3 separate regions of the Homo sapiens genome follow, and regions 2 and 3 are each linked to region 1. Evidence: read pairs that join two places in POLR2A ChIA-PET (ENCODE). Cell type or tissue: MCF 10A. All regions are shown on one strand. Each heading gives the region's core, and the rest is flanking DNA. Links, peaks and the distances in the headings are about the cores only.

What was found. Peaks named below come from ENCODE experiments on the same cell type or tissue, not always from the same donor. Only the 100,000 strongest peaks of a DNase experiment are listed, where the experiment ranks them.
Region 2: POLR2A ChIA-PET joins it to region 1 with 5 read pairs; 9 of 35 experiments call an interaction of 5 or more read pairs at or near these places.
Region 3: POLR2A ChIA-PET joins it to region 1 with 6 read pairs; 2 of 35 experiments call an interaction of 5 or more read pairs at or near these places.

What each region holds. Positions count from the first base shown.
Region 1 is chr12:63,950,462-63,962,139 of GRCh38, reverse strand. All of the region lies in intron 1 of SRGAP1 (SLIT-ROBO Rho GTPase activating protein 1), which reads right to left. Among named protein-coding and RNA genes, the nearest start is that of SRGAP1, 110 kb to the right of the region's middle. In MCF 10A, for the core only: no CTCF peak of the experiment used is centred there; a DNase peak (open chromatin) is centred at 6,159.
Region 2 is chr12:63,899,031-63,910,708 of GRCh38, reverse strand. The region is part of intron 1 of SRGAP1 (SLIT-ROBO Rho GTPase activating protein 1); the gene reads right to left. Among named protein-coding and RNA genes, the nearest start is that of SRGAP1, 60 kb to the right of the region's middle. In MCF 10A, for the core only: no CTCF peak of the experiment used is centred there; a DNase peak (open chromatin) is centred at 4,978.
Region 3 is chr12:64,033,728-64,042,066 of GRCh38, reverse strand. The region is part of intron 4 of SRGAP1 (SLIT-ROBO Rho GTPase activating protein 1); the gene reads right to left. Among named protein-coding and RNA genes, the nearest start is that of KICS2, 180 kb to the left of the region's middle. In MCF 10A, for the core only: no CTCF peak of the experiment used is centred there; no DNase peak of the experiment used is centred there.

The DNA of each region.
Region 1 (11,678 bases), core at 4,045-9,044:
AATATCTAAATAATGACCATCAGCAAAATCTCAGCCAGTATGGGCACCCAGTGTAACCACACAGAGGGAAGCAGTGGGAGAAAATGTGGGAGAACACTATTAGGTGACTTGAAGTTCTGAAGATCAGTGATAAAACTGGAGCCCAGATCATTTAATTTCCTCCTTTCCACCTTCCCTGTCTTACTTGATTGAGGTCTGTCCTCAGATGTCTCCTCCCCTGAAAGGTTTTCTGCAACCACTTATCTAAAATATATCCACCAGCCCCCGACCTCCGTCACTCCATCCCATTACTATGGTTATTTTTCTTCATAGCACTTATCACTCCCTGACATTAGAATATACAACTATTTATTGACGAATCAGCTCTTTCTCCTTCTGGAATGTAAGCTCCATGAATCAGGGAAATTGTTTTATTCTCTGTGGAATTCTAGTACTCATACAAATCAGGGCATGAGTGGGTTTTCAGTAAATTTGTTTATTCAACAATGCTATGCACCTACCACCCACTATCAGGCATTGTGATAGGTACAAAGAGGACACCTTCAGACTTGGGCAAATGGGGGCTCTGTCCTGGTCAGGAGTCCTGAGGGCCAAGGGAATGGAGGCCACATCCTGCCCCACATTTAGAGTATGCTCTACATATACGATCTGGAATCCCCCATCCATACAGCCCAAGACTGCTTCCAGGGCCTGCCTGGCCTCTGCTCCAGGCACATCCAAGGCCCTGCACAGTGAGGAGCAGAGCTGGGGGTGAGGAAAGAAGGGGGCGAGGCTTCCAGAATTCCATGTGAGGAGATGCTAGCCAATATTAGGGGCAGGTCCAGGTAGACAAGGCACAACTCCTGTCCTAAGCATGCTGTCCAATGGAGCGTGCTGCAACTATGGACATGTTTTATGCTGACACTACACAGTACAGTAGGCTCTGGCTGCGTGTGGCTATGGAGCACTTGATACGTGGTATGGCTAGAAAATGGAACTTTAAAATTTTTGTCTCTAATTTTAATTAAAGTTATATTTATCTAGGCACATGTGGCTTATGTACGTGATATCTGACAGCACAAATCTAGTGGGGAAAAAAAATCAATGATTACAGGTTTGTATATGTTTCCAACTGCTTCTCTTACAAATGACCACAAACGTAGTGGCTTGAAACAACACAGATTTATTCTGTTATAGTTCTGGAGTGCAGAAGTCCAGATGATTTTTCAGAGGCAAATACCAAAGCATCAGGAAGGCTAGCGACTTCTGGAGGCTGTTGGGGAGAATCCATTCCTTGCCTCTTCCAGCTTCTAGAGCCTGCTGACATCCCCTGGCCCTGGACTGAAAGCACACCCCAATCTCTGCTTCAATGTCACATCATCACCTTCTCTCCCTCTGACTCTCTTGCATCCCTGTTATAAGGACCCTTGTGATTACACTGGGCCCACTGGGTCACCTAGGAGAATCTCCCTATCTCAAGATTCTTCACCTAATAACGTCTGCAAAGTCCCTTTTGCCATATAAGGTGATGTTCACAGATTCTGGGGATAGGGATGTGAACATCTTTGGGGGAGCCATTATTCAGCCTACCACAGGTTATTGAGTGCTATAGGAGCTAAAAAGACTGAGAAAGCAAGAGAGAGCCAGAGAAGGATTTTCATCAAGAAAGTGGCATAAAAAAGATCACTCTGGTAGCAGAATGACTGCAGCAAGGTCAGACTGGGGGTAGAGGAACCCATGAGGAAGCTCCTTGGAAGGAAAGAGTAGAGAAGAAAAGAGAAGCCGAAAACCAGCTGGCGGTGGAGGGGCAAGGAGAAGGACGGACAAACATGGGAAGCACTATGGAGCTGGAACCCACAGAAGCTCCGGAGGGGAACCCTCAGTCTGAAAGGATGTTGGTGGAAATGACAAGGAAAGTAAGAATTTCAGCATTCATCTCTCGGAATTCCAGTTGGTGATTTAGAATATCTGTGTCATTTTCCTATTGATGTCACCTTAAATGGATTCCACTATTGGACCAAACACGCAGGCATTTTCCACAATGTGGGTGTTGTAAAAAGTTGATCCATCGTCTAGGCACTAATTAGAACTTTCATCAGGAGTTAAGGATGTGGATGCACACATAGTACAAGGAGGCCACAGGGTCAAGTCCATCCTTCACTTCACCTCAATGCTGAGTTAAAAGGGGATAATGCAAAGGACTTGAAAGTTTCAAAGCCAGAAGATAAATCTGATGAATTCATCTGAGTAAAGTCTAGTGATTAAGCCTGTGAGCTTTGACATCTCACACACCTGGGTTCCAACACTCCTTTGCCACTTTACCAGCTTTGTGACCCTTGAGGGAGGCTAGTGAAGAACACTAGTTTCTTCATCTTTAAAGGAGAGATAAGAATGCATATTATATGGTTGTTGTAAGGGTTAAGTAATATACTATTTCATGCCCAATACAGTGTAGATCTTCAATAAACGTAATTATTATTAACTGGAAGACTTATTTAAAAGAATCATAATCAGAAAAACATACTGTTTATTACTAATAAATCTACTAAGGCTCCCATTAACAGTTTAAAAAAAACCCCTCACACAAGTAGGGATTTCAAATCTGGAAAGAAACGTTATCAGCAAATCCTCACAAAATAACTATGGATAATCTAATGACATGGGTTTAAATATTCATGATCAGTGCCAGCTGAATTGGATTTCTTGAGTTTCTATTCTAGCTTTAACTATTGCACTGGACTTCACAACTATTTTAAGGAATATAGTAAAACTTCCTCCAAGTTTAACCAGCTGTCCTGGCACCAATACTGAATTAGGAAAAAAAATTAAGTGAACAGGTGTCCTCAGTTTATGAGCTAGTTATGTTCCTGAAAGAATATATGTTGCAAACTAGATTTTGCAAATCAGAACTTATTTTCTCATAATAATTTCAGATATGTGTTTCTCTGGAAAAATTCAGTAACTTTTTAAAAATTTTAAATCAGACGATTAGGGTAGATGGTATCTGGTTTTCTGGCACGGATGAAGTTAAACAGATTGCCCCAAATTAAATTTTGGGTCTTGCTAGGGTCATGTTTTGACTAAAGTGGCAAAGTAACTCTCATCTTCTGGTAATGAAAAAACACCCCATCCTGTAATTGATGAACTGAAAGATGTTCAATCTAATGTACAATGCATTTATTTGTATTACCTCCCTGGAGCAAGACATTCTACTTACATAAAAGACAGCAATTACCCAACTTCAATAAATGCTTTACATAAATGGGACTTGATGAATAGACACACCATTAATCAAAGGCAGAAAAAGAACACCGAGGGAAAATTAGAGTTTAAATATAAGAAATTAGTAAAAATCAGCCTTCCGTTGACAAGGCTTATAGTAAGGTGTGGTGTATGATTTTTAGGACTTAATTTCAATTCATCATTGGGATTTTGTTTTTTCAAAGTAACACTTGCAGAAAGCAGGTAAACAACTTAAGAGTTTGCCTGAAGTAACACAATTTGGCCAACCAGCCTCCTATTTGCAAACCTAATTACCTAAGTACCAAATTAAATGATAATCTTCACTGTCCACACTCAGTATTTTTAAAATGATATCCTCTGTGCTCTACTTCACCTTATTAAACATTCAGTGAAGTTGCTCATCAAGTCATCGTTCAACAAGGACAATCAATCATAGTTAATGGCCACTATGAAAACCAGCCTGCAACACCTAGTAGACAATTTTGTAATTAGTAGCAAGTGTGGGACACAGCCTTTTGGTAAGGAGGGTCCTAATTCCTCCATCTTCTGGGGAGTGAGAAGGGAGGGACAGGGAGTAAACCGAACCATCCCTGCAAGACAGCTGAGCACACTGCACGGAGAGTGGCACTCTGAGGATGGGGCCAGGAGAACTTTCTGGGGCTCTGCAAGGTTTCTGAGAAGGAATGCAAGGGCCATAAGAATACCACTGGGTGCCAGGGTGTTTTCTTCAAGCTGTCACTCACCTTATTCCCTATCAAGCATGTTCTCAGCCATGTCAGTAACAATTTTGGAAAAACTCAGTCCCCTCATCCTAAGGGTATATACCCATCCCAGTATCTCAGTATCTCTTTGGAGCCAGAAAAGAAGCTAGTTTCAAAGACTTCAGATAGGTACTCAAGACTGCTCTGCATCCTTCCCCAGGGCTGCTGTGCCTCAGGTGGCACTATGCAGTGCACTATGCACTTTGTCCTCGTGGTCCCAGACTCAGCACCCCGCAGAGGCATGCAGAATAGAGATGCAGGTCTGAGCAAAAAACCATTTCTGGAGATTTTTTTATATCACTCATCTCATTTGAGATTAAATCATGCACAAAGGAAGGGAAAAGCAAATCCTCCAAGAACAAAATTGCTGAGAGAAAAAAGGAACACATTAAAAAGCAATAGACAAGTAACCAAGACAAGCAGACGGGTACTGCAGCCCTGCCTCTATCGGCCCGTATGTTTCACCTCACACCCATATGCTCTCTCTCAGTTCCCATATGGTTTTTCTTTTTCAATATGAAATTTGGAGTGGGGTAAGGGCAGGGACGAGCAGCATTTTATAGAAACTTTGTTTCTCTAGAAGTTGCCACAGACACAGAGTATCCTAGAGCATCTTAGACAGGAAAGCTGAGGTCAACAGAGGCATGGCCAGGCTGCGCTATGCCTGACTCTGGCTCCTTCCTTCCATCTTTTCTCCAGGGCCAGATACTTGTGGATGTCCCATCATAGTTATGGGTTCGCTGGCCCAGCCACAGGCATTTGTTCCTGTTCATGGTGGTCTCCTACCAGAAGCCTAAACCTGAGCAGATGACCTACAAATGTGAGTGTGCCAAGGAGGCAGAAGCCCAGGAAGCTCACTGGCGCTGACCTGCTGATGTCCAGGTCTTCACCTGGACCAGTTAGGGCAATGGTGAGGACCCCGGCCTGTGATTCACGATCTTCAATGATAATGTGACCTGGAAAAGTACTGTGCCTTCAAATGTTTACAGCAGCGTTATTCATATAACCAAAAAGTAAAAATGACTCAAATGGTCGTCAACTGATGCATGGATAAATGAAATGTGTGTATCCACACCACGGAATATTATTTGGAAATAAAAAGGAATGAAGTACTGGTACATGCTACAACATGGATGAACCTTCAAAATATTATGCTAAATGAATGAGGACAGACATAAAAGGACAAATATATGACTTCATAAACAGGCAAATCTATAAAGACAAAAAGTAGATTAGTGGTTGCTTAGGGCAGAATGGAGAGTGATGGCTAATGGGTGTGTTGTTTCTTTTGGGGATGGTGAAAATGTTCTAAAATTGATTGTGATGATTGTTGCACAGCTCTGAATATACTAAAAACCATGGAATTATACACTGGAAATAGTAAAGTGTATGTCTCTATCTCAATAAAGCTGCTGCAAAAAAAAAAAAAAAAAAAAGCCTTGCTTACTGATCATCAACAAGCAAACATATCCTATCAATAACAGGAGGCTGCTCAAAACCTGAGACCAGATGATAAGAGCTCCTTACATTTTTGTTGTATTAGGAGATAATATTTAAAAGTTTTTCTTGTTGCTCTTTCAGTATGTCTATTTCATATGCTTCTCTGCTATCCAGCACCCAATCATCTTGAACTATTTTTTTGTTTTCCTTTTAAAGGCGTTTACACAAGTTGTTTTTTTTATAGCCTTGGTGCCTCCTTGCACAATTTATGCATCTGCAACTTTGAAAATATGCATCTGACAGACATTCTACCTAGTGCCTATATAACAGATCAAATTTTTAATGACACTTAGGCTGGGTGCAGGGGTTCATGCCTGTATTCCCAGCAATCTGGAAGGCTGAGGCAGACGGATCGCTTGAGCCCAAAAGTTTCAGACCAGCCTGGGAAGTTTAAGATCGCTTGAGCCCAGAAGTTTCAGACCAGGCTGATCCCAGAAGTTAAAGACCAGCCAGTAATTTTGTACTTTTCACAGAAAAGTACAAAATTAGTCAGGCATGGAGGTGCATGTCTGTAGTCCCAACTACTCGGGATTGCGCCAATGCACTCCAGCCTGGGTGACAGACCTAGACCCTGTCTCAAAAAAAAGAAATCACTCTTATGTCATGCAAACAGGGCTAACAGACATCAGTGACTTATCAAAAGTGTGTTGCACAATCAGTAGCTCAGTCATAACAAACTGAAGCACGTGTTCACTTTCGGACGGAGCCTTTTGAGAACACAGAGTACTTTTAGGGAAGTGATTTATAATCAGAACTGTACATCCTCAAATAATTTTCAGTAAATGGGTCCAGGCAAAATAATAGTCATTAAAAGAAAAGAATTTGCTCAAATTATATTTTAAAAGTTTTTTTCCTATCCCAAACTCAAATGTCCATAAGCAGCTCATTATTTCAATTCAAATATAACTCAGTTTAAGGCCCCTCTTCAAAAGCTTGTTTTTTTTTTTCAAAAATAAAAAAGAGAAACTTATGAACATCATATTAGTCAATACAGTACCTGAAAAACAGATGGCTTATGAAGAAAACCAACATTGAGAATTAACTCCTTTTCTATCAGTTGGCCTTATCTTATGCCACAGTGGAGTCTCTCTTAAAGTTACATTTTCACTTATTCAGTCAAGTGGGTATTTATAATGACCTTTACAAAGAACTGGCATGAGGAGTTAAGTCTAACTAAATTAAGTATTTAAGAAGGACCACAAAAAAATGATAAGTGTGTGAGGTAATGCATGTGTTAATTAGCTTGATTTAGCCACTCCACAATGCATAACTATATCAAAATGTCATGTTGTACACCATAAATATATGCAGTTTTTATTTTTATTTATTTTTTTTCTTGAGGCAGAGTCTCACTCTGTCACCCAGGCTGGAGTGCAGTGACATGATCCCGGCTCACGGCAACCTGTGCCTCCTGGGTTCAAGTGATTCTCCTGCCTCAGCCTCCCAAGTAGCTGGGACCACAGGTGCACATCACCACACCTGGCTAATTCTTTGTATTTTTAGTAGAGATGGGGTTTCACCATGTTGGCCAGGGTGGTCTCAAACTCCTGACCTCAAGTGATCCGCCCACCTCGGGCTCCCAAAGTGCTGGGATTATAGGCGCGAGCCACCGCGCCGGGCCTTTTATTTGTTAATTTTAAAAATTAAAAATAAATTTAAAAGGCTTCAAAAGCAAATAATTTTTTAAAAGCTTAATTTAAAAAAAAGGAAAGGGGAAGGAGGAAGTGTACTGACAATTGGGACACTTTGCATACATCTCCTCACTTATTATTTAAAACAACCTTGGAGGCAGTTCTATACTAATTTTACAGATTTAAAAAACCAAGTTTCCAAAACGATAAGTAACTTGTTAATGGTCCCACAAACTAGGAAGCAGCAAAGCTCTAATTCAAACCTACAATTGTGTAGCTCAACTATTTTTCCATTGCTTCAAATTGCCTCTACTCACACTGCTTTTTCTTTTCTTTTTTTTTTTTTTTGAGATGGAGTCTCGCTCTGTCCCCCAGGCTGGAGTGCAGTGGCACGATCTCGGCTCACTGCAAGCTCCGCCTCCCGGGTTCACGCCATTCTCCTGCCTCAGCCTCCCGAGTAGCTGGGACTACAGGCACCCACCACCACGCCGGACTAATTTTTTGTATTTTTAGTAGAGACGGGGTTTCACCATGTTAGCCAGGATGGTCTCGATCTCCTGACCTCGTGATCCACCCGCCTCAGCCTCCCAAAGTGCTGGGATTACAGGCGTGAGCCATGGCGCCCAGTGCTTTTTTCTTTTTAATGAGAAAGATGGGGGAAAATTCCATTTAAATAAGGCAAAGAATAAAAGAAAATTAGAAATTGCTAGGGCAAGAAAAGTTTTTCATGAAAAGGAAATATGTAAACAAAATGCTAGAATGTTAACTTTTCTGTGATCTTAATCTTTTGACTCTTTAAGACATCTTCCTAATAGAGTTATATAAAACTACAACCTTTTTCTCCTAGGCAGAGGAAAAAAAGTTTCCTATGGAGCTACTTTCAAATCACAGTTTGTTGAGCAAAACAAAACAGAAAAGAATATCTCTGCAAAGTTTTATAGAAGAAACACTGAGACTGATGTATGGATGTATGTGAGTGCCTCTGCTACCAAGACGATGTCTGTAGAATAGCAAAGAGAATTAGTGAAATGTCCTAAATAACAAGAACAACAAAAAAAGATTGACGGTGAAAAATACACAATTTATTTTCATATATTGGGAAGACTGTCAGTGAAAGTTTAGGGCTCAGAAATAAGCCAATGATAAGCTCTCCAAATGTATTTCCACTGTTAACAACAGCACCATTGCTAGAAGTGCTGACATGAACCAGTTCCATGTTATTTTTTTAAATACTGAGATGGCAGCAAGGATGAAAGTCTGGAAGGAATGGTTTCCTTTAACCTTATACTTCATACTCTTCCAGATGATGGAATCATGGGCAGTGGGCAAGGTGGCTCATGTTTGTAATTCCAGTGCTTTGGGAGGCTGAGGCGGGAGGATCATTTGAGACTAGGAGTTTGGGACCAGACTGGGCAATAAAGTGAAATCTTGTCTGTAAAAAAAAAAACTTTAAAAATTAGCCAAGTGTGGTGGTGCATGCCTATAGTCTCAGCTACTCGGGAGGCTAAAGTGGAAGGATCGCTTGAGCCTGGGAGGCAGAGGTTGCAGTAAGCCAAGATCACACTACTACACTCCAGCCTGGGCCACAGAGTGAGATCCTACCACCAAAAAAAAAAAAAAAAAAAATCAATCAAGAAACTTACATGAAGACCTGTGCAAAAGAGAATAAGGCAGAGACTTTAAAAAGTGAAAAGGCTTTTCCTTCTGAGAAGATGAAAAAAATAAAATAGAAACTTAATGAGATGATGTACCATGTCAGATTCTCCACATATGGTTTACCTTCTGTCTCCCAATCCCTGTGTTTTCTCCCCACTTTCCAGTACTGTCTTATCACACTATCAGCAGCCACTTAACAATAAGCCACTGGACAATCTGGTATAATGGAAACGGTACAAGCTCTGGAGTCAGAGATCTAAGTTGGAAGCCATCCTCTGCCACTTACTATTTGTGTGACTTCAGGCAAATTACTTATTCTCTTGATGTCTTTCTCCAGCAAAATGGGAACAATACCTGCTTTCAAAGTTGTTTTAAAGATTAAATGAAATGATACATGCAAAGTGTTTAAAAAGTGTTAGCACCTGGCCCGGTACAGTGACTCATGCCTATAATCCCAGTACTTTGAGGGGCTGAGGCAGGAGGATTGCTTGAGGCCAGGAGTTCGAAAACAGCCTGGGCAACATAGTGAGATCCTGTCTCTATTTATAAATAAAAAATAAAAAAATTAAAAGTGTTAGCACCTGTAACTCCTTTTCCCTTCCTCCCTATTAGTTTAGGTTTATTCAGCACCTCCACTCAGGGCTCTTTGTAAGGGCTTCATCAAGATATTTTTTATCCCCAGTACCATGAAACATAAACTGTGTCTGAGGCCCACTAAGCTGATCATTCTGGGACTAACTTCTATTTGGTGTGTCAAAGGCAGGATGCATCTGATTCTCATCCAGAAATCAGAAGGAAGGCTCATTGGTGTGGATTTTTTCTTTCTTTTCTTCCTTTCTTCCTTCTTTCTTTTTAAGAGACAGGTCTTACTCTATTGCCTGGGCTGTAGTGCAGTGCACAATCATAGCTCACTGCAGCCTCAAACTCCTGGGCACAAGCAAGCCTCCCACCTCAGCCTCTCCAGTAGCTAAGACTGTAGGTGCATACCACCATATCTGGCTAATTAAAAAAAAATTTTTTTGTAGAAATGTGGTCTCACTTCGTTGCCCAGCCTAGTCTCAAACTCCTGGCTTCAAGCAATCCTCCTGCCTTGGCCTCCCCAAATGCTGGATTACAGGCATGAGCCACTGCATCCAGCCCTGGTGGGGGTCTTATTCATCCATTCTATTTCACTATTTTTGGTACACTAGGGCTACAGAAAGCAGAATAGTGAGGTGCAGAGTGGGGAGGGGGGTGAGTGTACATTTAAAGTAAGGAGGACACAGACTCTAAAACTGTCCTGTGTACTAGATGATAAAAATGTTAACTAACTGAGGCCAACAAGGTCATTTTCTGCATGAGCCATAGGTGAGAAGCTGACCCCTTCCTACTCTCTATTACATATTTTAAAAATTGGCTAAATCACACTTAACCTACCCCCACCTCCACACACACACACAAACCCAAAACTGGATCCACTGAATAAAAGTATATTCCTTCTAAGCAATAAAATGTTTTCATAATGTATATAGTTATGTAAGACTATCAGTTACTAAGTCTGAAAAGCAGATCTTCCCCTAACAGCAAGAGCTTTTAAATCAGAAAACCAGGAGCATGCTGAGGAATCTTGAGAAAGTTTGTCTTCATTCCATCAACATAAACATTCTACAAGTCAGTCTAAAAAAAACAAATAAAAATTCAAATAAAATAAAGAGCCATGGTGGAAGAAGCCTTCTCTTTAAGTTTAATCTGTTTCTTGTAAGCAAGCTCTACAACACTTAAAAATATCTGCCAGAATTGGGACAAGAACACTGTACAAATTTTGATAGAGTTGTTTTTCAGATCAGTTTTGCTGCTGTGGCTGCTGGAACACATTCTTCACCTAGCATACAAGGTGAGGGCAGTGGTTAAAATAGTTCTAAATGAAGGCCGGGTGCAGTGGCTTATGCCTATAATTCCAGCACTTTGGGAGGCCAAGGCAGGCAAATCACTTGAGGTCAGGAGTTCGAGACCAGCCTGGCCAACATGGCGAAACCTCGTCTCTACTAAAAATACAAAAATTAGCCGGGCATGGTGGTGGGCGCCTGTAATCCCAGCTACTGGGGAGGCTGAGGCAGGAGAATTGCTTGAACCCGGAAAGCGGAGGTTGCAGTGAGCCAAGATCACACCACTGGACTCCAGCCTGGGTGACAGAGCAAGACTCTGTCTCAAAAAAAAAAAAAAAAAAAAAAAAAAAAAGAGTTCTAAATGGCATGGACCAGCCCATTCACAAATATGAATTAAGTACTTACTATGTGTCAGGTACTCAGATAAGACACCTGAGATAAAGTAAGGATACGAATGAATCCCTTCCCGTTCTCTAGGACCCCACATAATTACCAAAAAAAAAAAAAATCAGACAATTGTCATATAATACATAGGTGCTGACATGGCAACAAGTAGAAAATTGTTAAGAAAACACTAATGTGGGGCAACTAATGCATAATGGGGGTGGGGTGGGGTGGAGTGGGGGACTCAGGACAGGACACACAGGTAGGCTTTTCCAGAAGAGAAGACACTGTGTAAGGAGAAAAGGTCACTGTTTGAAATGATCAATGCCAGGCAAGGCTTCCAACACATCTCAAATGTTTCTGCTCCATTTAGAGAATGTCAACAATTCTACGGAATGCAAAGGTTTATACAGATTTTATCACCTCCTTGAAAACTCAAAGACTTTGGTTAAGATGGCGGGCTCTGGGATGAAAGGAGGGCACGGAGGGACACAGGAAGAGGTAAACCTTTCTCAGATTAACAGGATGTTGCCCCAAAGTGCCACTCTGAAAGAAAGCTACAAGCATGTCATGAGCTGGAGAGAAGGGCCCACCTAGACACCATGTGCAGCACGTTAGAGCCATCATCCTGCCAGAAAACAGAGATGGACTCTAATAAA
Region 2 (11,678 bases), core at 2,739-7,738, 50 kb after region 1:
CAAACCTCTCTACTCCATATTTGCCTTCTTTATGCCTCCCTACCATGTCTTATAGATATTACTAAATCATTACTGTAAGGTTCCATGCATTTTCCCCTCTAAAGTACCATGACTTTAATGTGTTTCAAAACACCTAGTATTACTGTTCCTGTAGAAAGACCCCAATGCTTGCAAGATCAAAATGGGTCAGAAGAGGGTGGGAAGGAAATGTAACTACATTGTGTTACTCTTGAATGCTACATTTATTTAATAGTTAAGTACGGTTGGAAGGATAGTCAGCTAAAGACAATAGCAGATTATAGATCAGTGACCTTGAGGTGGAAATAAACCCAGAACAGAAGGTATAGGCATATTTAGTGAAAATAATTGGGCTGCCAGAGAGATTGGGGGAAACAATTTCCTGCTAATAAAATCTAACAATAAAGAACACCTGCTAGCAGAAATAATCTTGCCAAAATTATAACTCTCAAGTTGTCAAGTTGGATTTTGGACTTAACCTTGTTGAAGTCATTCAATCATTCAAGCAAGCATTTGTAAAACATCAATTGATTATGTAGCATTGCATTTGATCCCCTGGAGTAAAGAGAAACAAAAGACACAGATGCTTTCCTACAGAAATTTACACTCTGATCCTTAGTTTTATGTGTCAATTCAGCTAGTCTACTGTATCCAGTAATTTAATCAGACACTAATTTAGATGTTGCTATGAAGATATTGTGTACATGTGGTTAACATCTATAACGGGTTGACTTTAAGTAAAGCAGATTACCTTCCATAATGTGGGTGGGCCTCATTCAATCAGCTGAAAGGCCTTAACAGTAAAAACTCAGGTTTCCTAAAGAGAAAAAATTCTGTCTCCAGACTGCAGCATCAATGCCTGCCTGAGTTTCTGGCCTGCCAGCATGCCCTACAGATTTGGGACTTGCTGAAATATATCCTGTTTGCTCTGTTTCTCTAGAGAAACCTGATTAATACACACTGTTATAAGCAATTACAAGCAAATAGTAAATGACAAGAATAAATTGGTTCCAAGATGCTTTACAAAGTCATGCCCAAGAGTGCACAGACACTGAGACAATTCTGGTATATAGTATAAATACGACAGCAGAGCCATGTACAAAAAAGACGACAGGAACACAGAGAGTGTGCCTATATTTGCCTGGGGGCAATCACTGTCAGGAATATCTGAGATTTGAAAGTATACCCTGGGAATCTGTTACAGGGAAAGGAAAAAGCACATACAATTGAAAAGAAATGCCAGAATGCAAAGTATATCTGTTGAAGCACAAAGTGAAAGGATGAGATGGAGGTCAAGGGATAGAGCAAGGGATGTGGTAAGAGATCAAGTAGGATGCATAGGTGGAAACAGTCATATCTGCATGTGAGAAAGATCATAAAATCCTGGAGCAAGGGGCCCAAATTGTTTTATGCCCTTAAATTCCACAGCTGTTCAAATAATTTTTCTTGATTTCACAAACCCATAAGTAAATATCACTGAATTACATTAAGATTCTTATTGTAGGCCCGGCGTGGTGGCTCATGCCTGTAATCCCAGCACTTTGGGAGGCTGAGGCGAGTGGATCACGAGGTCAAGAGATCAGGACCATCCTGGCCAACATGGTGAAACCCCGTCTCTACTAAAAATACAAAGATTAGCTGGGTGTGATGGCATGCACCTATACTCCCAGCTATTGGGAGGCTGAGGCACGAGAATCACTTGAACCCAGGAGGCAGAGGTTGGAGTGAGCCAAGATGGCGCCACTGCACTCCAACCTGGTGACAGAGTGAGACTTCGTCTAAAAAAAAAAAGATTATTATTGTAAATATATATGCAGTCAAAAAGGGAAGTTGAACAAGTTCAGCAATGTGAAAGGATACAAGATTAATACACAAGACTCTATTTCTATATGCTAACAATGAACAATTTAGAAAAAAAATTAAGGCAGCAATCCCATTTACAGTATTATGCAGCAAAAAGAACGAAGTAACTAGAAAAAACTTTAACAAAAGAAGTTTAACAGCTGGGTACAGTGGCTCATGCCTGTAATCCCAGAACTTTGGGAGGCCAAGGCAGGTGGATCACTTGAGGTCAGGAGTTCAAGACCAGCCTGGCCAACATGGTGAAACCCTGTCTCTACTAAAAATACAAAAGTTAGCCAGGTGTGGTGGTGGGTGCCTATAATCCCAGCTACTCAGGAGGTTGAGGCAGAAGAATCGCTTGAATCTGGGAGGCAGAGGTTGCAGTGAGCCAAGATCTCAGAGCGAGACTCCATCTCAAAAAAAAGCTTTACACTTACACACTAACAACTACAAAACATTGTTGAAAAATATTAAAGAAGATTTGAATAAATGGAAAGACATCTCATAGTCATAGATTAGACAACTTAACATTTTTAAGAAGGCAATGGTCTCCAAATTGATGTATAGATTCAACGCAATCCCTATCAAAATCTCAGCTAGTTTGAATTTCTGCAAATACTGACAGGTTAATTCCAAAATTCATATGGAAATATAATCAATCTAGGATAGCAAAAAAAAAAAATCTTGAAAAGAACAAAGTTAAAGGACTCACATTTCAAAGCTTACTACGAAGCTACAATTAATCAAGATAGTGTGGTACTGGCATAAGGACATACATATGCATCAATATACATCAATGGAACAGAATTAAAAGTCCAGAAATAAACTCTCACACTTATGGTTAACTGATTTTCAACAGGGATAGCACGATAATTCAATGAAAAAAGAATAGTCTTTTCAACAAATGGTGCTGCACAACTGGATATCCACATGCAAAAAAGTGAATATGGACCTCTACTTTATACTTTACACAAAAATCAACACAAAATCAGAGGCCTAAATGTAAGGGCTAGGACGATAAAATTCCAAGTAAATATCAATGACCCTGGGTTAGGCAATGGTTACTTAGAAATAACACCAAAACCACAATGACAAAATAAAAAATAAGTTGAACTTTATGAAAGTTTAAAACTTTTATGCCTCATAGGACACCATCAAGAGAGCAAAAAGACAACACACGGGATGACAGAACATATTTGCAAATCATATATCTGACAAGGAGTTTATATCTAGAAAATATAAAGAACTCTTACAACTCAACAGTAAAAACAAATAACTCAATTTTTTATTTTACTTTAATTTTTTTTTTTGAGATGGAGTTTCCCTCTTGTTGCCCAGGCTGGTGTGCAATGGCGTGATCTCAGCTCACTGCAACCTCCACCTCCCAGGATCAAGCGATTCCCCTGCCTCAGCCTCCCTAGTAGCTGGGATTACAGGTGCCTGCCACCACACCCAGCTAATTTTTTACATTTTTAGTAGAGATGGGGTTTCACTATGTTGGCCAAGCTGGTCTCGAACTCCTGACCTCAGGTGATACACCCACCTCAGCCTCCCAAAATGCTGGGATTACAGGCATGAGCCACAACACCTGGCTAACTCAATTTTAAAATGGGCAAATAATTTGAATATGTTTCTTCAAGGTAGATACACAAATGGCCATAAGTACATGAGAAGATGCTAAACATCCTTAACCATCAGGGAAGTGCAAATCAAAACCACAATGAGATATCATATCACATTCACTAGGATAGATAAAATTAAAAAGTCAGATAATAACAAGTAGTGGTGAGGATGTGGAGAAATTAGCACCCTCACATACTGCTGTGGGAACACAAAACGAGGCACAATTTGTGTTTCCATTTTGGAAAATAGTTTGGCAGTTCCTCAAAATGCTAAACAGAGTTGTGGTCACACCACTGCACTCTAGCCTGGGTATCAGAGTGAGACTCAGTCACAAAAAAAAAAAAATACAAATAATAAAAATTAAAAGTGGGTGAGTATAGTCACTAGGACACTGCTGATACATTTTACATGCCTAAACAGTATTTCTCAAATTTGAATATGGAATGGAGTCTTTTATATTAAGGAGCCCTGAGAAAAACAAATTGTGAAATTCTGTATCATCATTTTAGCTTCATGATTGTTACTTGGTAACAATTGTTAACCCAAAAGCAAATGTGACTGAAAATAATCTAATATCCAACAACAGGTAAATGGATAAGTAAAATGTAAAATCAGCCAGGCGTGGTGGCTCACACCTGTAATCCCAGCACTTTGGGAGGCCGAGGCGGGCAGATCACGAGGTCAGGAGATTGAGACCATCCTGGCTAACACGGTGAAACCCCGTCTCTACTAAAAATACAAAAAATTAGCCGGGCGTGGTGGCAGCGCCTGTAGTCCCAGCTACTCGGGAGGCTGAGGCAGGAGAATGGTGTGGACCCAGGAGGCGGAGCTTGCAGTGAGCCGAGATCTCACCACTGCACTCCAGCCTTGGCGACAAAGCCAGACTCCGTCTCAAAACAAAACAAAAAAAACCAGAAACAAACAAAAAAAGAACTATTAAAAAAAAGGACTTATACATAGTAAAATGTAAAATCCATACAATGAGATACTAATCAGCAATTAAAAGAAATGAACTACTGACTCATGATACATGTGATGAGCCTCAAAACAGGCTAAGTGAAGGAAGCCAGGGACAAAATACTACATGTTATTTGATTCCATTTATATGAATGTCTAGAAAAGGCAAATTTATAGAGACAGGCAGTAGACCATTGGTTGCCTAGGGTTGGGGTGGGATTGGGGATTAACTGCATATAAAGATGAGGGGGCCAACTTTTAGGGGTAATGAAAATATTTTACACCTGCATTGCAGTGATGGCTGCACAACTGTATCAATTTAGGCTTCTCAGTTGCTTATTCTGTTTTTTCAAGGCTGCAAGCTACCATTCCTCCATGGGTCTGATTGAGTCTAACCTTTTAAATATAGCGCACTGAGCACACCATCCTGATGACTCAGGCGCATCTCCATAAACACTAATTATTGCATTTTGCTGTGCTATAGCTCCAACATAGCAAAAGGGTTTACTGAAGTATGTGAGAGTGTCTGTTCCTCCATTAAATGGCCCCAGGCTACTGTGGCTTAAGTTCTTCCTGTGTTGTCATCCTGTCTATTTCTTACTTCTGTTCATGGCTTACATATAGCAAGTACTCTTTTTCTCCTTTCCGACGTACTGACTCTATTGTTCTTTGAATTAGGAAGCTGACTTATTAAACTTGTTAGTTTAGAGCTCTGTATAAATCAAGACCAAAGAAGTTTTAGGCAGGAGCTTTCAGATTCCCCAGTATGTAAAATGCATAAGCTCTGGCACATGCACTTGGCTTTTTCAAAATACTCTCGTCCTTTACTGCAGTTCAGATAGTTGGACCATCCGATATTACTGTGCTGGGACTCCTCTTTGCTCAGCTCTCATCAACTAAACTCAAAGAACTCAAGAGAATGACAGCTTAGTCATCAGATAACCTGGACACATGTGGCCACTACCCACTCCTGTGCCCAAAGCAGACTTTGATAAATGATCATAACATTTTGTTTTTTAACTGAACACAACATGCCTCAGAATTCTTTTCAGCAGCCCTTTAGGAAGGCACTAACGATACTGAAATTGCCACTTAAGATAAAACCCAGAACCATGGCCCAAAGCAAAGGCCCTCGGACATTTCTGATTAGGAACTATAACTATTTCCTAAATTTTATAATCTAATTATATTTAAAACACATACTGATACATAAATTTTCCTGGAAAGATATAAAAGAAGTTGGTTGTACTATTTGCCTTTGGGGGAGGGTAGCAGGCAGCAAAGGTAAAACGGAAAGTTTTCACTCTGTTTCTCTGTATTTTTGTTTTGTTTTGTTAGACAGGGTCCTGCTCTGTCACTCAGGCTGGAGTGCAGTGACATAATTGTGACTCACTGCAGCCTCAAACTCCTGGCTAAAGTGATCCTCCCACCTCAGCCTCCCAAATAGCTAGGACCAGAGGCATGTACCATTATGCCTGGCTAATTTTTTAAAACATATTTGTAGAGATGGGGGTCTCCCAAAGTTGACCACGTTGGTCTTCAACTCCTGGACTCAAGCGATCCTCCCAACTCGGCCTCCCAAAGGGCTGGGATTATAGGTGTGAGCCACTGCACCCAGCCATACTCTGTATGTTAATATCTTGTGGATTTTGAACATGTGACCATGTTACTTTGTTAAAAATAAATCTTTAAAACTGTGTAAGTAAAGCTTACCAGGACACATTAGAAGAGAAATGACAAGGACAGTGCCACATACAGCTGGAGAGAATAAAACCTAGTTATTTAATCCTTTTGCTTTCCATCCTCAACACCTGACTTCCATCTCATAGTCTCTAAGACACTGCTTCAGTTCCTGCCATCATGTTCGCATTCCAATCAATAGAACAGGAAGAGAGAATAGAGCACAATCCTTCTAAGGACACAACACGGGAGTTGCACATATTTCTGTTCACATCACTGTGAACAGAAATGTGTGATCAGAACCTGCTGATATGTTCATATATAACTGCAAGGGAACATGGGAAATATAGTCTTTAGAAGGTGGGCATCCAGTTAAAACTTGGGGAGTTGTATTACTAAAGGAGAAAGGAGCATAGTTGTTGGTGTACAAACAAATGCGGCAATCTCAGTCACAAATAATTAGTGCAAAATTCAGGGTGGGAGTTATCTCGGGTGGGAGGGAAGGGAATGCATTCCAGGGGATTTAGGAGTATTGATAACATTTCATTTCTTAAGTGATCACAACATGGAGTTTATTTTTTAACTGTTATTCCTACATATATATAGTATATAAAATATTCATTATGTGTATTTCACAATTTAAAAAAACAGGCTGGAGCTGGGTGTGGTGGCTCATGCCTGTAATCCCAGCAATTTGGGAGGCCGAGGCGGGCAGATCACGAGGTCAGGAGTTCATGACCGGCCTGGCCAACACAGTGAAACCCCGTCTCTACTAAAAATACAAAAATTAGCCAGGTGTGGAGGCGGGCGCCCGTAGTCCCAGCTACTCAGGAGGCTGAGGCAGGAGAATTGCTTGAACCTGAGAGGCGGAGGCTGCAGTAAGCCAAGACCACACCACTGCACTCCAGCCTGGGCAACAGAGTGAGACTCTGTCTCAAGGCAGACGTTGCGGTGAACAAAGACTGCGCCATTGCCATTGCACTCCAGCCTGGGCAACAGAGTGAGACTCTGTCTCAAAGAAAAAAAAAACAAACAAAAAAACAGGCTGGGCGCGGTGGCTCACGCCTGTTATCCCAGCACTTTGGGAGGCTGAGTCAGGCAGATCACTTGAAGTCAGGAGTTCAAGTACAGCCTGGCCAACATGATGAAACCCTGTCTCTACTAAAAATACAAAAACGTATTGTATTTGTAATACAATACAAATTTACAATTTGCAAATTGTAAATTAGCGCACGCCAATCCCAGCTACTTAGGAGGCTGAGGCAGAAGGATCACCTGAACCCAGGAGCTGGAGGTTGCAGTGAGCAGAGATCATGCCACTGCACACCAGCCTGGTGACAGAGTGATACTCCATTTCAACAAAACAAAACAAGACACAACAACAAAAAACACATTAGTTGAAGCTGAGTATGAGTGCATGTGGATTCATTGTACTAGTCTCTCTACTTGAAAGCGTGCTTAAAATTTTCCCAAATAATAGTTCACACAAACACACATACACACACACTTTATATATATATATATAATAGTTTAATCCTAGTATCATTTCAGACATACAGTACCTGTAAAAACCAACTTTGTAAAAATTGTTCTAAATGTTCTGTTACATTATACATAGATGAGAAATAAAGAATTGTGCTATTCTTAAACTGTTTACAATCTAATTGGGAGGTCAAGACTAAAACAAAAGATATGATGGAATGACCAAATGAAAAGTACAGACAGAATCCAGAGAAAACAAAGATCAGTTCAGTTTAGGAAGACTGAGGTTGCTATAACCCTAGGAAATGAGCAAATGTGACAAAAATAGTAAGTCTTTAATCAAAATAATAATAAGCAAGCAAACTAATTTTAAGCAATTGGATTGTGCAGGTCTCTTCATGCAGCTGTCATTTTGTTTCAAAGTTTAGAATTAAGTTAACTGCAAACTGAGGAAATAGAAAAATAAGCAACTGTTCCACTTGCACATATTAAAATGGATTTAGTTACTTTATAACCAAATCTAGTCCATCATTTTAGGGAAGACTTTTGAACAGATGCCTCCAGTCTCTCTGAATAGGCAGTAAAAGCATGATTATGGGTAACTGTGGTTAGTCTGCTTTCTGCTTAGGTTGGATCTCCATTCCACAAATTACAAATTGTGACCCTGAAACACCCTGGAGATTAAGTTGATTAATCTCTTTGAGCTTCAGCTTCCTCATCTATAAAATAAGTTTAATAATAGTATCTACCTACTAGAAATACTGTGAGGGTTAATACTGTTCTTGGAATAGTGTCTAGAACATAGTAAACATTCAATAAATCTTGTTGTTACTTGCCTTTTTCATGGCTCTTTGAAAATTAGCTGTTTTCCCTACAGTTCATTGGAATGGGGAAGGTTATTTCAGACAAACTAGAGATCTCAACTTTTGTAAAATGTTTTTAAATAAATTTTTTAATAGCGATGGGGTTTCACCATGTTGCCCAGGCTGGTTTCGAACTCCTGAGCTCGAGCGATCCGCCCACCTCAGCCTCCCAAAGTACTGGGATTACAGGCGTGAGCCACCACACTCCCCAGCCAAATTTCTGTAAAACATGTCTTGATTTTGCAAGTACTATAAAGTCCAAACAAGGCAAGCTTGCAAGCCAAGTCCAGTGAGCTGCCAATCCCTGGTTTAAATTTTCATGAAGAACAATGTTAGGTGACTTATTGCATAAAGATGATGTTAAATTAAACTCGACAACCTACAGGGCTTAAACAATTCTAATTTAGAGTTCAAGCTTGATTATTACTCATGTGGGTAGAAACTTGATGATAATCCAGTTAATTTTAAAATCTCATTAATTTGTAAATGCCACCCATCAAATGCTAGAGTCTAGCTTTCTTCCTCAAAAAGTTGGGAGGCCAAACTGTGGTTAGTAGCAGTTTGTCCCATTAAAGCTCAGACAATCCAGTTGGGGAGGTATGACTAAAAACAAACAAGATGTGCAAAACAATATGTGATTAAGGGCTAACCTGTTGTGACGTCAATGATGGATAGGCCAAGATTATGGAGCGCTCAGGCTGAGCAGGAACAACCAGAAAGAAATGGCACTGTGTGTGGACAAAGTAACATTTTGCTCAGCTTTAAAGCACAAGTAGAATTCAGATTACAGGGGAAGGAGGAACAAGCTATAATAAAGGCAGAAAGACAGGGGTGAGCTCAGCATGTACCAAAATCAGACCAGACAATACAACTCAACAGGGAGACTTTACATTTTGGAGAACTGGGGAAAATAAACTTGCATAAACATGGTGCAGGACTGGGAATGGCTCATTTTTTCTTTACAGATTTATCCAGTGTTGAAATTATTTGCCCTGGGGTTCCTCACCTCTTAGTATGGAGAAGCAAGAACAAACCATATTAGGAATACTGCTTTTGAAGAGCAACTATGAGGTTTCTCCAGGGCAAGGACCTTAATTCTATTAACCTTTGAATTCTTAGCACCTGGGACAGTAACTGGCACATAGTAAATAAGTGTTTCCAAAATGCCTGGCAAATAAATGACTGAACAGCCACATAGCAGCAACCCAAACCAGCAGGTCAGAACTGTCTCTCATTTAAAAAAAAAAAAAATAGGTGCACAAGTGTGGTTGAGAGGTCATAATCTATAAACATTCTCAAAGAGATGTGTTTTATCACCTCTACTGCTCACTCCTGTTATACATAAACCTTTTCTTTAGCATACATTGTTTTTTTACTTAGGTTTGATAGTACAAAACCCTAAACAATAATTTCTTTGTTATTTATTTTTTGAGATAAGAGTCTCGCTCTGTCACCCAGGCTGGAATGCAGTGGCGTGATCTCAGCTCACTGCAAGCCTCTGCCTGCAGGTTCAAGCTATTCTATGCCTCAGACTCCCAAGTAGCTGGGACTACAGGTGCATGCCACCACACCTGGCTAATTTTTTGTGTTTTTAGTAGAGACAGCATTTTGCCATGTTGCCCAGGCTGGTCTCGAACTCCTGGCCTCATCTGATCCTCCCGCCTCATCCTCCCAAAGTGCTGCGATTACAGGTGTGAGCCACCAAACCCAGCCCTATTTTTAATTAGAGAAAAAAGCATGGCCGGGCACAGGTGGCTCACGCCTGTAATCCCAGCACTTTGGGAGGCTGAGGCGGGTGGACCACAAGGACAGGAGATTGATACTATCTGGCTAACACAGTGAAACTCTGTCTGTACCAAAAATACAAAAAATTAGCTGGGCGTGATGGCACGCACCTGTAGTCCCAGCTACTCAGGAGGCTGAGGCAGGAGAATCGCTTGAACCCGGGAGGCAGAGGCTGCAGTGAGCCGAGATCGTGCCACTGCACTCCAGCCTGGGTGAAAGAGCGAGGCTCCACCTCAAAAAAAAAAAAAAAAAAAGAAAAAGAAAAAGAAAAAGAAAAAAGCAAGGGCAAACGGAGACATAAGGCATTGCTTAGTTCATAACTGCAAAGCTGTTGTCATCAACATCATTTATTTACCAAATTAAAGGTAGAATAGTCCATTGGAGGTATCAGGAAATCTGTAACAGTTTAAGACTACAATTTATTACATGCTCTCCCCCAAAATAAACCCTGTTAAGAGCTCTATCAAGCTTCTAGAAAGTTTTTTGACAGTAACATGCCTTCTGCATCGAGTTCAGTGCCTCATATTTATTAGTGAGTTATTTCTAAAGGCAGATACACTGGAGCAAAGATACCTTACATTTATTATATAAGGAGTCACTTCATAGCTTCTATTTAAACTTACAAACATATATAATATAGAGATTTTTAAAATCACATGCACACATTGTTAAATTCGGTTTAGCCTAATGCTGCCTCCTTACATATTTTAAGTTTAGCCCAAGGTTTCCCTGTACATAATGAACTGTAACCTAACTGGATGTGTAAACAGTCTGTAACCTACTCTTGTGCCAATCACCAAGTTTTGGCCAATCAAAGGTGGCCAGCTGTTCAAACCATGTTCAAATAAGGCAAACGCGGAGGTGTTAACCAATCTGGGTGGTTCTGTATCTCACTTCCAATTTCTGTAGCCACTTTCCTTTTTCTGTCCATAACTTCCACCAAGTAGCTGTGCTGGAGTCTCTCTGAACCTATTCTGGTTCAGTAGCTGCACGACTGGTGAATTGTTCTTTGCTCAATTAAACTCTGTTAAATTTAATTGGTCTAAGGTTTTTCTTTTAACAACAAAAGTACAATTTGTAATATTCCTATTATGTAGCAAACCTGGTTCCTTTTTTTTTTTGGAGACAGGATCTCACTCTGTCACCCAGGCAGGAGTACAATGGCACTCCTACCTCTGCCTTTGGAGTAGCCGGGACCACAGGTGTATGCCACCACACCTAGCTAATTTTTGTATTTTTTGTAGAGACAAGGTTTCACTATGTTGCCCTGGCTGGTTTCAAATTCCTGAACTAAAGTGATCCACCCACCTCTGCCTCCCAAAGTGCTAGGAGTGCTGGGATTACAGGTGTGAGCCATCGTGCCCAGCCTGGTTCTATTTTTGAGAAGGTAAACTTCATTCTTGAGGAAGTTTTAAGGTATGGCATATC
Region 3 (8,339 bases), core at 1-5,000, 84 kb before region 1:
AAAGTTAGCCAAGTGTGTTGGCACATCTGTAATCCAGCTACTCGGGAGGCTGAGGCAGGAGAATCACTTGAACCTGGGAGGTGGAGGTTGGAGTGAGCTGACATTGTGCCACTGTACTCCAGCCTGGGTGACAAAGTGAGACTCCATCTCAAATAATAATAATAATAATAATAATAATAATAATAATAATATAAAAGAAAATAAAGAAAATAAAAAGCAATCAAAGATAACCACTGACAAGATTTTAGTATAAAGCCTTCCAGCCTTTTCTCTATGAAAACACACACACACACATACACACATGTACACACATTTCTTCCTTTAAAAATGCCATATATGGCTGGCTACTGTAGTGAGGGGATGGCAGTTAAAACTAAGGGCAGGGCATGGTGGCTTCACGCTTGTAATCCCAGCACATTTTGGGAGGCCAAGGTGGGAGGACTGCTTGAGCCTAACTAAGAGTTTGAGACCCGCCTGAGCAACACAGCGGGACCGTCTCTACAAATATAAAAAAATTAGCTGGGCCTGGTGGCATGCACCTGTAGAGCCAGCTACTTGGGAGGCTGGGGCGAGGGGATTGGTTGAGCCCGGGAGGTGGAAGTGGCAGTGAGCTGAGATTGTGCCACTGCACTCCAGCCTGGGTGACAGAGTGAGACCTTGCCTCAAAAAAATAAATAAATAAATAAATAAATAAATAAATAAATAAAATAAAATGCCATATATGATTTCTCTCTTTAAAAAACTGAGATCATCCTACGTTTGTAATTTTTAGATTACAATGTCCTTTGCCACTTAGATATCAGCATATTTTCCTATATCATTAAATATTCTTCTAAACATAATTTTAAGTGCTACATAGTATTTGTCTATATGACTGTTCCATAACTTAATTCCCCATTGTTAAAAACTTTAGGATATTTCAACTATTTGCTTTATAAAGTTGTGTTAAAAACCTTTGATGTATATCTAATTTATTCTCTTAGAAATGATATATGTAATTTGAATTTTAATAAATTTAGGAATATATAGAACATAACAATTTCATAATGTATTAAAATTTACAGAATGAATCCTCAATTATTACACATTTTGGCTATATTATTGTTACAAAAAAGTTTGTGTACAAAATTGTGTCATATTTCCTAGGACAAATTTTCAGAAATAGAATTGCAGCATTAGAGAATATGCACATTTTTGAGACTTAGTAATATATTGCCAATTTTATACTCAGCTAATTAAAATAAACTGATCTATTGTGTTATCTCTGAAAGTATTTCAGACAACATAGGTGCTTAATAAATATTTTCTTAAATAATAAACAAGCTATTCATTATTTTTATAACGGTACCTATAAATCGGTATGTAATCTCTGTATTCTTAGGTACAGGAGAGTAACAGTCACAGATTTCAGAGTCACAGATTTTATCTGAAAATCATAATTTTTCCAATATAATTTCAGTATGCTTTCATATGTCAGACATCCGGGTGAATTCGAAAACCTGTGTATTTTGAGCACAATTATGCTCCTTAAAAGAAACAACACATGTAAGGTGTGATGACTCCAATGCAAAGGATGTATCGAGGAGCACACCCGAACTCGGCACCCAGTGCTAAGCATTTGTGGCAGTACTTTATTATAAATGATGTCAAATTCTCATCCCCAGAAGACAGACTTCATTTCATATGGAAATAACCACGTTACTCAGAGCCAATTTTATAACTAAGGTCTAAGAAGTTGAGAATAATGCAATGTTTTCAAGTAATGAATTTGATTTTTCTCATTTCAAGAGATGAGTTTTTAAATAGTTTGAGACCTGGAAGCATCACTGGAACAAATATATTTATTTAGGTTAATCCATATGAAATTGATGTTTCTGTAGGTTATTAAAAAGGTGGAAAATCAGCATTTTCTTATGGTTCAACTTAACACATGTTCTCAAGATGACTATTTTGAAGGGTAAAACATGGGGTTAACGAAGAACCTTTACTTATTTTCATAAAATCTGATGATGGCTTTCCTTAAAAATGTAAGCTGGTAAATCATGTTAAAGGCATTACAGAGCCAGAACAAAGTAAGGGCTAAAATATAAAGCACTGGCAGCTTTTTCTGAGCCGTGTGTAATTGGAAAGTTGTCTGTTTTTAGTAATTATTGAACCTGTCTGGGAGAAGTTTGGTTGGCTACTCCAGTTTAAAAGCAAAATAAAATAGCAGTAGGAAGCAGCTGAGCAGCTGGGAAATGAAAAGGGAGTCACCCCGCAGCTGGGCAAACAGCAAAAGGTCAACGAATCTACACACACCTTGCATTTCTTTCTAGGCTTGGCTCTTGTTATTCCCTGCCTGAAGCAAACCCACATACTATTATATTTGGGTCTTGGTTCCAGTTATATCTTAAAATGAGAGGGTGTACACACACACACACACACACACACACACACACGTTGCTCAGCTGTCTGTATTCTTGCTAATAGGAGTGAGGAAATGAGAACATGTGACTCTCATTACACTTGGATGAAAAGGCACCTCAGGCCACCCCGAGTATCTGAGAAATATTTCTTTTAAATAAATTATCGCAAAGAAAAAATCTGAACTTCTGACTCTTGCTTGACTTGGACACTGAGGACTAGTATAAACAGGTAGTTTGCACAAACTAAGCCTGAGAGAAAGGATACTGCGCTGACTGCCAGCAGGGTGTTCCTTACTGACTAGTGTGGGTTAAAAGGAAAACATTTGAGTCTGACCTAACGCTGGAAAGAAAAGAGTGTATCTCATCATAATGTGGTTCAGCACAATAGCTGAGTATTCTCTACCTAGTTCGGTGGTAATTTCCGGAAAGCAAATTTCTTTGTTGAGTTTTCCAATTTGTCTTAGGGTTTCCACTATTCACTAAAATGTTAACAGTTACAGTGAATGAATTTTAAAAGTTGGGGAGATAAACGCTAAAAGCTTTTTCGAGAACTCTAATTGCAGATAATGAATGCAAGTACAAACTGCATTATTTAAAATGTAAGCTGTTGACAGAAGTCAAATGTATTTTGTGTTTAAAATAACAGACAGTTCTCTTTCTTTTTCAGAGAAGTAAAGGAAAGCTTTTATTTTTTACAGGTGCATTTTGAATACATACTGCAAAGAAAATAACAGCTTCTCCACCAGCTTAATGCAAACACAAGCCTTTGCATACCAAATGACCTGACAGGCATATAGCCATGTAAATGTACTCCCATAGCATATTTTCCTGTTTGAATTCTTCTCTACTAAAACTTCATGCATAATTCTCCATTCAATACACCTAATTTATCTTTCTTGCTCCATTTTTCCTCAACTGCTGAAAAAATAGTCAAGTAGAAAACGACCCACGTCATGAATTTCCTTAGGAGATTGGGATATCCTATATGATAACTTGCACAGAAGTTAATATTTTTTTCTTACTGACATGGCCATATCATGTATCTGACACTACTCTTATAGTTTAAATCAAAATAATAAAAATACCTGTAGCAAATTTAATGCTTCGTGTTAAGAAATCACTATATATCTGAAAACTATATGTGTTGGAGAGATCAATAGATTAATGATATAGTTTCTACTTTTTGACTACTGGCTCAAAAGTTAGAAGACACGGATCCCAGGAATGGATCTACAATTACTAGGTGTCGGGAAATTATTTAATGCCTCTTGATTACTTTACAAGGTCGTCATGGATGCCAAATTGTGTGTCCCTGTGTGTGTATTTTTTTAATTTAAATTTTATTGAGTATTTACTATATATATCTATGTATACAATATATACAGATATGTACATATATACGTATAATTTACTTTAGCAAGCATTATATAATGCTCACTATGTGCTAGACATACTTTTCAGCATTTTACGAATAACATATTTAATCCTTCTAGAAACTCTTATGAAATAAGTACCTTTATTCTTCCCTTTATGTTGATGAAAAAACTGAGGCAAAGAGAGGTTATGTAACTTGTCCAAGGTCACACAGCTGGCACAGCAATGGTGGGAACCCAGACAGCCTGGCTTCAGATGAGGTGTTTGGGACTGCTACGCCATAACCTTTGGAAAGTCTAAAGTATCATACAATTGGAAGGCCTCTTTATCTAAGGGATACAGTCACTCTTAGTTATATGTAGGAATAGAGGAAAAGAGAGGATGAAAGATATTTATGTATTCAACATGTGCTTGGTGCTTACCACCCATAACCCACTGATGGGTGTGAAAAGAAATACTTGGTTTCCATCTTCTAAGAGTTTAAAATTTTGGAGACTAAAAAATGGGCCTTTGATATTCTGATGGGCACAGATGAAGGGAGGGCATCCAGGCTAGAAAGATGGTACAAGCAAAGTTCTAATAAGGCAGGGATGCGGGAAAGCACACAGGTGAGGTGGGCATGAGCAGACCAAGATGGCAGAGAAGGGGTCCAGGGAAGAACTTGGAAAGTAGATGGTTGGGTAACAAGCTGAAGGATAAGATTAGATAAGTTGGCATGGGCCAAAGAGTCTTGAAACCCCCACTAAGAAGGGCATAATGTATTCTATAGGTGTTGGTGAATCCACAGTGTTGCAGACAGTATGGTCAAAGCAGTGTCTTAGTAATAACATGGTGGAGATATGCAGGATGGCTTGGGGTGACTTCATTTAGTACGGAGGAAGAGGGAATGGACAATAAGAAAAAGAATCCACGATGACAGTTATAAGGCCTTTTCCCTGTTACCATTCTCTTTGACCTTTTCTTAAACTTGACATGATTCCCTCTACCATGGAGTTCAATGCTATCAGACTGGTCCCAACACCCATCCAAGCAGCAATTTGTGTACCACTCTGAGTCAGTCACTCACGGCTCCCTCCCCAGAATTTATATGTTCCTGCCTCTGCAGCTTCTCCCAAGCAAGTCCCTGAGCTGCTGTCCCCCAGCACCTCCTCCTTTTGACATTTGACCCATTCTCCATGGCAAGCTTAAATCTCACCTATGGCTAAGTGTTCCCTGGCTTCTCAGCCAGAGGGATCTTATTCTTCTGATTGCCAAGACAAGTATTGTCTTTCAAGACAGCTCTTCATTCAGAGTCTTCAGCACATAGCACTTTAGCTATATGTCACAGATCTCTGTGTACCACCCAGATTGTGGACTGTCCTGTAAGAAGAGCCAGGGTACCAGTCATGTTTATGTACCTTCAGATTCTTAAAACTGTCTCATATACAGTATGAGTAAAATAGGTGAGAATCAAATGAAGGATAAGAACCCATTTTATAGTAAGCTTGTCCATCCATTTATTCACTTAACAAATATTTATTAAACATCTACAATGCATCTGGCATTGTTCTTTTCTATCCTCGGCTTCCAAAATAGCACCAGCAATAAATACCTGGGATTGGACTAATGGGATGACAAATAGTTCTAAGTCATTTGTGAAATATGGTTAGTGTTGGAATTTATGGCCTCTCAGAAAAGAAATGATGTGGTGGTTTGGCAGGGAAGGGAGATGAAAAACAGTATGTTAGTGACAATATTTCCTAACTCTATATAGCCTGCTGCTTCACTAAATCCATTAATCACTAAAAGCTCTTCTGAGAAACTACATTCTTTGGGTTTCTTATCAACTACCTAAGATAAAGATCTATTTTCTACAATCAATACATAAGAGGACTCTAACTGTAGCTGAATTTCTGCAAGTGCCAGACTAACCAAACCACTGGGGTAATACCACAGCCTTGGAAGCCCACGCCCATTGTTTCCCAGGAAACTCTCAGGTGCGTGGGGAAAGCCACCAGGGCCACCTTCAGCTGAACCCCAGGAACCTAACACAGCCACAGTACCTCCCTCCAGGTCACAGCCTCTCTTTGGGCAAGCTGTCTCTCTGGCGGCTTGAGACAGTGGTAGTGGGCAGGAATTCCCTCAAAAAGAGCACTCAGGACACGTGTGCCATGATCTTTACATCTGCAATCTCCAGTCTTCTTGCTCTTTAGTATACCTGGCCAAACCCGCTGATGAACACAGACTCTGGAACCAGGAAGACCTGGATTTGAGTTCCAGTGCCATCAATTCTTAAGTGGGCAAGTTTCCTAATGCCCCTGAGCTCCAGTTCCTTCGAGGTAAAATGGGGATGAAATGACAGAATGTAAGCACACAGCACGGTGGGTAGTTATGATTCTTGACAGTGTCTAAGGTATGATGTAGAAGTAACAGTGCAGGCTTTGGGCCTTCATATCCAGGCTCTAAGCAGATAGGTGCAGGCCACTGTCTCCCAAAGGCAAAGCAGCAGAGAGAACTGAGGTACAATAAAAGCAGACCAACAGATGCCTTTTTGCTATTTCATGTTGAGAACTGGGCTAGCACAAACCTCATAAAAACTAAAACAATATATCAGTAAGGATGGCCTTGGAGGCGACTGCAAAGACACACATTTATAAAACACTCCTGAATTCACACTTTGGAAATGCTTTTGGCCTGTCTACACACACCTCTTATAATTAGCGCCTTTTTCAATGTATGGTGACAGTTACTCTAGAATCAGGTAGACATTAGCCCAGGTTTCAGGGTGCAATGTATACTGATTTTATTTATTCATCCACCAAACAGCTACTGAGTGTCTGAATACCAGACACTGTGCTAGGCCTTGAGACTAGAGATGAAAGACATAATCTCTCCCCAGTAGGGGTGACACAAAGGCCAGCCTACTCTTACTGCACTACAAATAGGAAGTGGATATATGCAGAGGTGGGAGAGGGGCAGTTGCTGGACTTCAGGGTAGGCTGAGTGAGAATTAGGTAGAGAAAAATTCCCAGGCTTCTTTGTAATCAGCTTATATTTAAGTCTGGAAGCCCATTTAGGGAGAGAAAAAAATGGATAATATATTTCATTTATATAAAGGATATAAAGGCATGAGAAGCCAGCCCTTAACATACACCTACAATGGATGTCTCTGTTTCTCAGTTCCCATCCCATCCCCCACCTCCCACTTAAGGCCTGCAAGTGAAACCAGAAAGTTTTTTTTCTTTTCTTTTTTTTTTTTTTTTCTTGTTCCCAGCATCAGGGCTGAAAGAGTTGCTGATCCCTGAGGTCATGAGTGGCCAGCAGGACTGTTACAATGATAAACTTTCACAAACCCACCTTCTCTCCCTGGGCCAATGTGGCTCTTCATAAATCAGTGAAAGCAAAGTTTACAAAACTTCAATTACACTTGCAAAGCAGCATTTATAGGACAATTCAGTTTGAGTAGTAGCATACTCATGGTTAAGAGCTCCGACTCATGAGACAGACTGCCTGGGTTCAAATCCTGCCTCTGCCCTTACTTGCTGTGAGGTCTTTGGCAAGTAACCTAACCTTTCTGTGCCTCAATTTCCTTACTGTAAAATCAGAATTACAATATTACTCACTGCCTAAGGTGGTGGGGGGGATAAAATGTGTTAACACATACGAAGAGCACAGAAGAGGCTGACATATAAGTGCACAGTAAATGTCAGCTATTGATATTTGAAAAGAATGCCATTAAATAATTCATTTCAATAACAGGTCATAATTTTTCCATGATTGGAGGGATTGTTGTTTCTAATAGAGGTAAAAGGAAGAAAATCAGCAATATTTCCATTTATATACTACTCTGCTTTTGCACTGCTATAGAGAACCACCTGAGACTGGGTAATTTATAAAGAGAAAGGATTAATTGACTCACAGTTCTGCAGGCTGTATAGGAAGCATGGCTGGGGAGGCTTCAGGAAACTTACAATCATGGTGGAAGGTGAAGGGGAAGCAGGCATGTCTTATGTGTCCAGAGAAGGAGGAAGAGGGCAAAGGGGGAGGTGCTACACACTTTTAAACAGCCAGATCTTGTGAGAACTCTATCATGAGACAGCACGAGCAGGATGGTGCTAAACCATCAGAAACCACCCCCATGATCCAATCACCTCCCACCAGGTCCCACCTCCAACACTGGGTATTACAATTCAACATGAGATTTGGTTGGGGACACGGAGCCAAACCATATCAGTGAATATGTTAAGAATTTTAGCAAAGCTCTTTATTTATTTATTTATTGAGACAGAGTCTCACTCTGTCACCAGGCTGGAGTGTAGTGGTGTGATCTCGGCTCATTGCAACCTCCACTACCCCCTCACACCGGGTTCAAGCAATTCTCCTGCCTCAGCCTCCTGAGTAGCTGGGATTACAGGCGCCTGCCACTGTGAGTGGCTAATTCTTGTATTTTTAGTAGAGATGGGGTTTCACCATCTTGGTCAGGCTGGTCTTGAACTCCTGACCTCATGATCCACCTGCCTTGGCCTCCCAAAGTGTTGGGATTATAGGCGTGAGCCATCGCACCCAGTCTTATTTATTTAT